2 separate regions of the Homo sapiens genome follow, and region 1 is linked to region 2. Evidence: read pairs that join two places in POLR2A ChIA-PET (ENCODE). Cell type or tissue: HepG2. All regions are shown on one strand. Each heading gives the region's core, and the rest is flanking DNA. Links, peaks and the distances in the headings are about the cores only.

The links. ChIA-PET counts read pairs that join two places held together with the same protein. Peaks named below come from ENCODE experiments on the same cell type or tissue, not always from the same donor. Only the 100,000 strongest peaks of a DNase experiment are listed, where the experiment ranks them.
Region 1: POLR2A ChIA-PET joins it to region 2 with 6 read pairs; 17 of 35 experiments call an interaction of 5 or more read pairs at or near these places.

Annotation. Positions count from the first base shown.
Region 1 is chr12:57,601,856-57,607,221 of GRCh38, forward strand. It overlaps PIP4K2C (phosphatidylinositol-5-phosphate 4-kinase type 2 gamma), which reads left to right. Exons shown (of 10, transcript NM_024779.5): 10 at 1-1,563. It overlaps DTX3 (deltex E3 ubiquitin ligase 3), which reads left to right and starts at 2,969. Exons shown (of 7, transcript NM_178502.4): 1 at 2,969-3,003; 2 at 3,716-3,876; 3 at 4,335-4,397; 4 at 4,588-4,663; 5 at 5,010-5,366. The coding sequence starts at 4,663. RefSeq lists enhancers at 2,339-2,850, 2,851-3,363. In HepG2, for the core only: no CTCF peak of the experiment used is centred there; no DNase peak of the experiment used is centred there; H3K4me3 peaks cover 1,393 bases; H3K27me3 peaks cover 359 bases.
Region 2 is chr12:57,512,196-57,517,506 of GRCh38, forward strand. It overlaps MARS1 (methionyl-tRNA synthetase 1), which reads left to right. Exons shown (of 21, transcript NM_004990.4): 14 at 41-158; 15 at 556-769; 16 at 2,525-2,656; 17 at 2,759-2,863; 18 at 2,955-3,141; 19 at 3,725-3,796; 20 at 4,050-4,142; 21 at 4,240-4,457. The coding sequence ends at 4,386. It overlaps DDIT3 (DNA damage inducible transcript 3), which reads right to left. Exons shown (of 4, transcript NM_004083.6): 3 at 5,074-5,243; 4 at 4,398-4,985. The coding sequence starts at 5,211. The coding sequence ends at 4,614. MIR6758 (microRNA 6758) reads left to right here and starts at 493; the gene lies at 493-555. In HepG2, for the core only: no CTCF peak of the experiment used is centred there; no DNase peak of the experiment used is centred there.

The DNA of each region.
Region 1 (5,366 bases), core at 174-5,173, 90 kb after region 2:
GAATGTTATTGTTGACTCTCTCCCAAGTGCCTTGATCTTTGTAATATCTCCTGTTGTTTCTATGATATAGGAGCTAGGGGAAGGGGGTTGTTTGCCTTCTTCAGGACCTGACTGGACAGATGGACCTGGCTCAAGCAACTACTCTGGATGCACTTTGCTGTGTGGGATGAACTAAAAGTGTCTGAATTTTGCTGATAACTTTATAAAACTCACTATGGCATGCTTCCCTCCTGGTGGGCCCTAGGATGGATGACACTCAAGATACTACAGATGTGGGTGCAGGCATGCACACACACGATGGAATATGGCCATTCCTACACAGGTGGGGTAGAGAGTGGGTCAGCAGCCTGGCACCTCACAGAGGTGGGACCTAAGAGGACTCATGATTATGCAGAGAATTGGATTGGGTCTCTGTCATAGATTGAGTAATCTCTTCCCTTACCTCAATTCCATCTCCACCCATCTCTACATCTGGGCACAGCAACCCAGAGATGGCCAAAAGCATTCAAGCCTGGGGGAAGATGTTTGACTATTGCTGCTCTTCACCAGAACCTCACACCTCTCCTGGGACTGGAACCCTTCAGTGGGTGTGTGGCCAGTTTTGGAGGCTGGAATGATGGGCCAGGGTGTAGGATTCATTCTCCATGTAAAGTTTCCTTTCATCCTGCCTAGCCATCCCCAAGGTTTATTTCCAGAAGAAAGGAATATCTCTACTTGGATCAATTCTGGTCATTTCAAGAGGATGGAGGCCTCAAGTGTGGGAACTTCCCCTACTCCCTGGATGTGTGTACCTAGCACACTTCCTTCTCCCACCCCTTTTTCCAGTTGGATTTGTTTTTCTGTTCTCTTCTGTCCTGTCTTATACTGCAACTGTGTCTCCTAGGGGACAGATGGCCTTCTTTGTCATCTTCACTCTCCACCCCCAGAGAGGAGTCAGAGCCATAACTCAATCACTCAGCCCCTCCAAAGATAGTTGATGTGTGATAATCTCATAATGTTGAGAACCCTGATGAGATACATTGTCTTCCTCTCCCTACAATGCCTCTGGGGCCAAGGCACCCATTCTTCTTGCTATCCTCCATCCCCCTTGAGGCTTCCACTTTTTTTTTTTTTAGACATAAAGCTGGGCATCAGCAACTGGCCTGTGGTGATGCAAAGCTGCTTTGCTCTGTATCTGGCTGGACTGATCTGTCTCACAAGAAGCCATGAGGCCATAGGGAGAAGCTCCCTCTCCCCTTCATCTTCTGCTCCAAAGGTGGTAGCAAGAGGAGTACCCAGTTAGGGGTTGGAGCCCCCATATAACATCTTCCTGTCAGAAGACTGATGGATCTTTTTCATTCCAACCATCTCCCTTTCCCCCGATGAATGCAATAAAACTCTGTGACACCAGCAACCATTGCTCTTTAGAAATGGGTTTTCTGATCATATGGCTGATGTGTTATGGGCAGTATGGATGTCTTCATTTGTTGCTTCTGTTTTTCATCTTTTTTGTTTTATTAATAAAAATTTATGTATTTGCTCCTGTTACTATAATAATACAGGGAATAAATTATTCAATCCAAATTTCTGTACAGAAATGCCTTTTTTTTTTTTTTTTTAAATTTCACTTCTCTCAGGGAGCCTGTGTTTAAGGGTGCAGAGACCAGCTGAAGAATTCTGGTGTTCAAGGTGTTGGGCCCCTAACTAAGGATGTGGGTTTCTAGACAGATGGCTGTGAACTTTTTTAAAAAGGCTGTGAAGGGTGTGCACGGGAATGGAAAACTTAGTCTTTAACCTTGTGGGAGGTCAGCGGTAGTGAGGGCCAGGGAAGAGTAGGGTGATGGGACCCTTCCTCTTCCCAGAGTTCTGGGCTTGCTAACACTCCATCTTTGTAAAGGTGAGTAGGCCTCTCAGCCCACCAGCTAAAAGAAAAGGAATCTAGTATTCCCCCAGGCTTCCTGGGAAAGCTGTCCTCTTCCTGGAGGGAAGGAAGAGTACAGCAGGGTCCTGGGAAAGTGAAGAAAGTGACTAGCCCTCCAGTCTAGAGGGGGGAGTGAAAAAGGGGTGGATGAATAGAGGTTGTTGCCAGTTTGGGAGATTCCTGCCTGTCTTGGCTGAGGAAGTCTTTTGGCTGGTGGAAAAACCTGGCTTGATGTGGCCCCAGGGAAGTGAGTTGGATTGGGCGGAGACTGCTTGATGTGGGAAGCAGAGCAGAGCTTTTTTTTTTTCTTCTTTGAGAGTTTTTAACTCTATTTGAACCATACACTTGACACCACCACCACCTCGAGCCACTTTTTAAAAAATGTATTCGCTTCCCATTCTGCACCAGCCTCCATATCCCTGTTTGTGGAAAGAAAAATCAGAGGCACTGACCAATGATCATCTGAGAGCAGGTTGTGGGGGTCATAGGAGGTAACAATCTAGAAAGAGGCAGGAGATGAGGGAGGGGATTGAAATAGTTTAGTACCCGGATTTGTTTATTTTTTAGAGCCAATGCTTTTCTTTTTACTATGACTCTTCCCATCCCACATTGTTCCTCAAAGGCCCTTCTACCATAAGGATTCAAAAAATTGCCGCCCTCCCCCCGAATCCCCATATACCCACCAACACTTCACCCACCCATCCACCACCAGCTCCTGGGAGCTGCTACGCAGCTGGCTGGGAAAGAAAAGGGAGAGTGCTCCGCCGGGAGCGGGGAGCGAGTAGGGTGGCGTCTCCAGGGATTTAACCTCCTACCCTCAGTTCCATGACGCCACCCCCTCCCTCCAAAGACTGGGACAGCGCCTCCATTTTTGTTTTGGGGAGGAAGGGCAGGGGCTTGCGGATAGAAGGGGGTCAAAGGAACGGTGATTATCACCTGTGAGGGGAAAGGGGGTGCTGTCCTCCCTCCTTCCCTTTTCCTCAGCCTGCACCCCCTGCAATCCCCCACCTTTCGGGGTCTCCCCCTCCTTGTTGCTAAGGCCCGGACCGTCATCCCAGCAACAGCCTCAGTCATGTGACCGGCAATGGCGGCGCTGACGAGAGGTAGGTGAGCCCGGCGCCCCCCACACCCACCGCGCGCCCCCCGGGCCCCGCTCGCACCCCTCACGCGCCCCCCGCTCCCCCGGCGCCCCCTCCTCCACCTCCCCTCCCCGCGCGCGGCTCCGGGCTCCCCGCTCCGTGCCCGGCCGATCATCTTTCTAGCACCCTCCAGCCTTGGCCTCCATTCGGGGGTTCTGAGGGCTGCGATCGGGCCGACATGCACCCCCACCCGGCGGTGGGGATCCGGGGGCTTTGGCTACTGAGGGATGTGGGGAGTTGGTTCCGGGTCGGGTCTTGGAGGAGGCCGTGGGGGGAGGGCGGGAGCTGCTTCAGTGGATGCCCCCAGGGACCCTTGCCCATCCGGGCTGTGCCTCCCTCTGGCCTCTGTCTGGAGGGAGAGACTGGTTCCTTGTCCGGCCTGGGTTGCCACAGAGGAATCACAGACCCACCCTAAACTGGGGCCCCGCCTCCCTTTTCTGTGCCAGCAGGACTTGGACCTAGGACACCTAGGTCCTGGGTCCCCCGTGATGGGGAGAGAAGTGTTGCATCGCGGATAGACTGTATGGGCTGAGACTCTAGGGTTCCATTTTCACTTATGAATCTCGAGGTGCATCTGGCCTTGGGGGACGATGATGGAGGCATGAAGGGACAGCTGCTCCTTCTTGGATCAGTCAATAAATGGAGGTCACACTAATGGCCCTTCTTTCTGTTTGAGCTGCATTTGGAAGTGTTGTGGAGACAGCCCCGTAGCCCAATGCGACCAGACTCAGGGAAAACATCAGGCCCCTCCAGCTGAGCCCTTGTGTGAGCCCCGCCCCTCCCTAAATGCCAGACTTGGGAGCTGACAGACAGCACTGCCTGTGCTGGGTTTAAAAGGTGACAATGAGAACTTTGTTATTGCAGGGGCTGCTGCCACTTTGTTCACATCCTTAACAGACTTCAGCAGAAGGGACTGAGTTAGCTCTCAAGGAAGGCTCCCTGGCAATAGGGGCTGAATTATTTGGCAATGTGGAGCAGGCGAGGAGTTGGGGAGCATAGGAAATATTCCGGTCCATGTGATCTGAGGGAGGTGGCAAGAAGACCTCCACCTGTGTGGGCGTTTTCTTTCCTGACTTCTCTTATGTGTGCCCTAGGCTTTCTTGGGGGCCTCAGAGCTGGGGAAGAAAGGAGGAAGGTTAGCATGTTGAAGTTCCTTCTTGAGCAACTTGGGGAGAAGCTGATAATGGAATTCTGCAGAGAAGAGAGGAGATGGAAGGGGAGTTTTTATTTCTGGGTTGGCTGAGGGGAATGGTAACATTTGCCATCATAACTTTTTACCCTTCCCCCACTCCCAGTCCTGGTCAGCTGAGTGGAAATAGAAGGATTTCTGCTGCCATCATCTTCCATGGGCTTTCCAGGTATCTCCCCCGCAAGGGATCCTCAATTTTCACCCTTAAACTGGTTTCCTTCATTCCATGTTCCAAGTAATGCCATTCTTAGTAACCTATACCCAGGTTTCTGTCTCTGTTCCATGGGCTGCTGGGTTGGGGGCCATGGGAATTGGGAGAAGGGGTTTCTCACTTTCCTTCCATTTTTCCGCCCTACCAGGTCACACGACCTACAAGTAGGGAGCAGGGAAAGAAGAGTGAGCCTGCATGCCAATTCTAAGCTCTTCAGGATCAAAGTAAGCAAAAAGGAGGGGCAAAGAGTCTCCCTCCCCTTTAAACAGCCCATTTTTCCCCAAGAGGTGGGAGGGGCAAGTTGTTTCTATGATCTGGGAGAAATGACAGGAGAAACAAGACTGATACTTGGCTTAGATGATAATATAGCTCTGGAAACTTTTTTGCTCTTCAGTGGGTTTTGGGTTTGGAAGATAAGGGGAGACAGAATATGAATTTGGGTGAAGGGTTGGGGATTAGGCTTTGAGAAAACAGAGGTAATAGAGGGTTTGGAAGGAACCTGAAGTAGGAGGCACTGATACTTGTCAAATGGGGACCCCCCACCCTGAGTCCCTTTCACCCTGGGGGCAGTGTCGTTCGTCCTGTCCAGAATGGCAGCCTGTGGAGGCACCTGCAAGAACAAAGTGACTGTGTCCAAGCCCGTGTGGGACTTCCTGAGCAAAGAGACCCCAGCCCGGCTGGCCCGGCTTCGGGAGGAGCACCGTGTGTCCATCCTCATAGATGGCGAGACTTCTGACATCTATGTTCTCCAGCTTTCCCCACAGGGTCCTCCCCCGGCCCCTCCAAATGGGCTCTACCTAGCCCGGAAGGCTCTCAAGGGGCTGCTAAAAGAGGCAGAGAAAGAGCTGAAGAAAGCTCAGAGGCAGGGGGAGCTGATGGGCTGCCTGGCTCTGGGGGGTGGAGGGGAGCACCCTGAGATGCACCGCG
Region 2 (5,311 bases), core at 1-5,000:
AGGAGGTCTCAGGAAATCTCTCCTAACCACATTCCCCTAGGTGGACCTGTATCAGTTCATGGCCAAAGACAATGTTCCTTTCCATAGCTTAGTCTTTCCTTGCTCAGCCCTAGGAGCTGAGGATAACTATACCTTGGTCAGCCACCTCATTGCTACAGGTAAGTACCCTGGAAGACTACTGATGGGGTGTTCATAGGAAATGAGGGGTGAGGCAGTACTTGGAAAAAGATCTTGGAGAGCTGCTATCTTGAGTTAGGAGTTGAGCTGAAATAGGAAATAATTAAAATGAGAACTCAACCTAGAGAAACGAACAAGAACCTGAAGAAAGCAAAAGTCTAAAGCTAAAACTCTTTAGTAGATATAAGCAAAGAGAAAAAAGGGCCAGAATGGATAGGAAGGGACTCCCAAAATCTGAGCATACCAGCCCCTTAAGGAGAAATGTTGCTAGACACCCATAGTTGAGGTTAGAAAGAGGAAAGAAGGAAGAGTTAGTGGGCTAGAGAGGGGAAGGATGTGATGTGAGCAGATGGTTCTCACTCATTCTCCTCTGTCCAGAGTACCTGAACTATGAGGATGGGAAATTCTCTAAGAGCCGCGGTGTGGGAGTGTTTGGGGACATGGCCCAGGACACGGGGATCCCTGCTGACATCTGGCGCTTCTATCTGCTGTACATTCGGCCTGAGGGCCAGGACAGTGCTTTCTCCTGGACGGACCTGCTGCTGAAGAATAATTCTGAGCTGCTTAACAACCTGGGCAACTTCATCAACAGGTAGGACTTGGTAAGGGGTCAGAGTTAGCAGTGAGCTGGGGTGGGGCTCATTTTCCCTCAGGAGATGGGAATGTGGAGAGAACTAGAAAATGGGCAGGAGGCTGTGAGGACACTGTGGAAAGTTGATTTCTATTAATTGGGATCTGTTCCTAGCACATACTAGGCTATGTGTGCTTGATGGAACAGTTAGCTGTAGAGATGTGATTTAGCAAAGTTGGTTATAAAGTGGGTTTTTGTAAATTGTTTCCTTATTACTGTTCTTTGTAGAATTGAAGATGTATTCTCTCCCAGCAAAATAGTTCACCTGCAGATCATTGAAAAGTTTGGCTGAAGAAAGGGGTTATTTTGGTGTGGGGGTAGGAGGCTTCTGTGGGCTGGGCATGGTGGCTTACATTTGTAATCCCAGCACTTTGGGAGGCTGAGGCAGGAGGATCACTTGAGGCCGGGAGTTCAAGACTTGCCTGACCAACATAATGAATCTCCCATCTCTACAAAAAGAATCAGCCAGGCGTGGTGGCGCACACCTGTAGTCCCAGCCACTCAGGATGCTGAGGCGGGATGGTCTCTTGAACTTGGGAGATTGAGGCTGCAGTGGAGCAGTACTCGTACCCCTACACTCCAGCCTTGGCAAAAGAGGGAGATCCTGTCTCAAAAAAAAAAAAAAAAAAAGGCTTCTGCTATACTCTTCAGAGTTCAGAGTTTTTGTTACCTTAGGCTCACATTCTATCATTGGTGCCTATCTCAGCTCTTCTGCAATCTAAAGCAGTATTCTCCAGAATTTAGGATTCTTTAGTCACACTCTCTGAGCCCTGGACCCTTATAGGTCAGTCCTGCTACTCACTTTCAGCTTTGGTAATTAACCACATTTAATAAATAGTCCTTACCTACAGGAGTTCGAGACCAGCCTGGCCAACCTGGTGAAACCCCGTCTCCACTAAAAATACAAAAAGTAGCCGGGCGTGGTGGCGCACATCTGTAATCCCAGCTACTCAAGAGGTTGAGGCAGGAGAATCACTTGAACCCGGGAGGCAAAGGTTGCAGTGAGCCAAGATCATGCCACTGTGCTCCAGCCTGGGCAACAGAGTGAGAATCCTCAAAAAAAAAAAAAATTAAAAAAAAAAAAAAGTACTTGCCTAGAGTGTTTGTTTGATAGCAGTTAACACATACTCAGCTTGGTCATTTTGAGTAATGACTTTTTTTTTTTTTTTTTGAGATGGAGTTTCTCTCTTGTTGCCCAGGCTGGAGTGCAGTGGCGCGATCTTGGCTCACTGCAACCTCCGCCTCCCGGGTTCAAGCAATTCTCCTGCCTCAGCCTCCAGAGTAGCTGGGATTACAGGTGCACACCACCACGCCCGGCTAATTTTTTGCATTTTTAGTAGAGACGAGGTTTCACCATGGCCAGGCCAGGCTGGTCTTGAACTTCTGACCTCAGGTGATCTGCCCACCTCGGCCTCCCAGAGTGCTGGGATTTTAGGCGTGAGCCACTGCGCCCGGCCGAGTAATGACTTCTTAAAAATAAGAGGTACAGTTGTTTAACTTAATCAGGTTTCTTATGTGCAGAGTCAGATTCTTAGGGGAGAGAAAGAGTAAATAATTAGGCCTTGTCTACTAGCTTGAGGGAGCCAGGAGTTACCTGTTCCAGGCAGGAATCCTGAGAGAATGTACAGCTGTGGAAATTGGGTGAAATTCTAACAAGGAGACGGGATAATAACTTCCCCTCTTTTTTCCACTTCTGCTTTCCTACTCCCAACCAAGAGCTGGGATGTTTGTGTCTAAGTTCTTTGGGGGCTATGTGCCTGAGATGGTGCTCACCCCTGATGATCAGCGCCTGCTGGCCCATGTCACCCTGGAGCTCCAGCACTATCACCAGCTACTTGAGAAGGTTCGGTAAGTAACTGACACCTCTGTCTTTTCTGCTGGCATGTTGAGAGCCTCCTTGTATTGGTCTCTGTAGGACATTACACCTTGGCCTGCTTCCTCCCTTCCCAGGATCCGGGATGCCTTGCGCAGTATCCTCACCATATCTCGACATGGCAACCAATATATTCAGGTGAATGAGCCCTGGAAGCGGATTAAAGGCAGTGAGGCTGACAGGTAGGTAAGCGGGGAGGGTTGGCTAAAGGCATAAAGTGGCTTGTAAGCTGTATCCTCCTGGAGGTCTTGACTAATGTCTCCTCTTCCTCAGGCAACGGGCAGGAACAGTGACTGGCTTGGCAGTGAATATAGCTGCCTTGCTCTCTGTCATGCTTCAGCCTTACATGCCCACGGTTAGTGCCACAATCCAGGCCCAGCTGCAGCTCCCACCTCCAGCCTGCAGTATCCTGCTGACAAACTTCCTGTGTACCTTACCAGCAGGACACCAGATTGGCACAGTAGGTGGAAGAGCCAGCCTCTCTTAAAATTGATACTCTTGCCATGCAGCTTTTGGAGTGGGTGAGAGAAGACCTAACATCTCTCCAGTGTTACTTTGGTCATGGGACTCCTAAGTTTCTGATATAAAGTCCTTGGTAGTCGTTCACAAGTCCGGAATTATCTGTACATCTTCATTGTTCTTCATGCCAGAAACCAGAACCTGGCACACAAAACTAACTGGTAAACAGATATTTGAAGAAACACTGTGATCACCTAGTCTCCATAATGCTAGCAGATAGTGGGCAGGGAAAATACAGGAAAGCCATTTCCTCTTTGACACAAAATGAAAAAGTAAGTACATTGCTAAACTTCTGGATCAGCCTAGCATCCTTAGAGAGCTTAAAGAATCTTTGACCCTACAAATTATTTGGGGTTTCACAGGGAAAGCTACAGCTAATTTCCTAAAATCAGCAGATATTAGCTCAGTGTTAAGCTCGTTCTTTCTAAAACACATCAGAGATTGGGGTTGGAGAGGTCATCTGTATAGTCTATGGTAGAGTCTGTATCCAATCAGTAGATGATTCTGGAACTCTTTTTTTACAGGTCAGTCCCTTGTTCCAAAAATTGGAAAATGACCAGATTGAAAGTTTAAGGCAGCGCTTTGGAGGGGGCCAGGTGAGAAAGCTAAAGGCTGTGCCCTCGCTCCACAACAGCCACAGCATCACTTCCCTAATTTCCCTAAGTAGTCCTCACCCATCACTCTTTCCATCTTTTGGCCCTGCCGCTTCCTCACTTACAGTTTTTCTTTCCTGTCTTAACTAGAAGAGACCTTCGACTTAAAGGTAACCACTTTCCCTCTGAGATGCTGTATAAAACTGGAGGTTAGGGGATATTTATGGTTGCTGGTGATAACTTTGTTGTTCTCCAGGCAAAAACGTCCCCGAAGCCAGCAGTTGTAGAGACTGTTACAACAGCCAAGCCACAGCAGATACAAGCGCTGATGGATGAAGTGACAAAACAAGTATGAAGCTTAAGCCCTGTGGGAGACTGGACAAGCTGAATCCTAAATAGATCTTTTTCTTGCCTCACTGTTACCTCCCCACCCCCCTTTATCTTAGGGAAACATTGTCCGAGAACTGAAAGCACAAAAGGCAGACAAGAACGAGGTTGCTGCGGAGGTGGCGAAACTCTTGGATCTAAAGAAACAGTTGGCTGTAGCTGAGGGGAAACCCCCTGAAGCCCCTAAAGGCAAGAAGAAAAAGTAAAAGACCTTGGCTCATAGAAAGTCACTTTAATAGATAGGGACAGTAATAAATAAATGTACAATCTCTATATACAAGCTGAGACCTTTCCTTTTGTCTACTCCAAGCCTTCCCCCTGCGTATGTGGGATTGAGGGTCACATCATTGGCACTAGTGAGAGGGTAGTCAGTAGCCACTTCTGGGAAAGGTGGGTAGTGTGGCCCAAGTGGGGGACTGATGCTCCCAATTGTTCATGCTTGGTGCAGATTCACCATTCGGTCAATCAGAGCTCGGCGAGTCGCCTCTACTTCCCTGGTCAGGCGCTCGATTTCCTGCTTGAGCCGTTCATTCTCTTCAGCTAGCTGTGCCACTTTCCTTTCATTCTCCTGTTCTTTCTCCTTCATGCGCTGCTTTCCAGCCCGGGCTGGGGAATGACCACTCTGTTTCCGTTTCCTGGTTCTCCCTTGGTCTTCCTCCTCTTCCTCCTGAGCCAGGGAGCTCTGACTGGAATCTGGAGAGTGAGGGCTCTGGGAGGTGCTTGTGACCTCTGCTGGTTCTGGCTCCTCCTCAGTCAGCCAAGCCAGAGAAGCAGGGTCAAGAGTGGTGAAGATTTTTGATTCTTCCTTCAAGGAAATGAGGAAAGGGAACATAGATATTAGTTGAGAAGGGAAAGGTAACATCCCCCTTTAGCTTTAGGGCTAACATTCTTACCTCTTCATTTCCAGGAGGTGAAACATAGGTACCCCCATTTTCATCTGAAGACAGGACCTCTTGCAGGTCCTCATACCAGGCTTCCAGCTCCCAGCTGGACAGTGTCCCGAAGGAGAAAGGCAATGACTCAGCTGCCATCTCTGCAGTTGGATCAGTCTGGAAAAGCACATCTGCAGGATAATGGGGAGTGGCTGGAACAAGCTCCATGTAGCAAACAGTCTATGCCACAAGTTGGCAA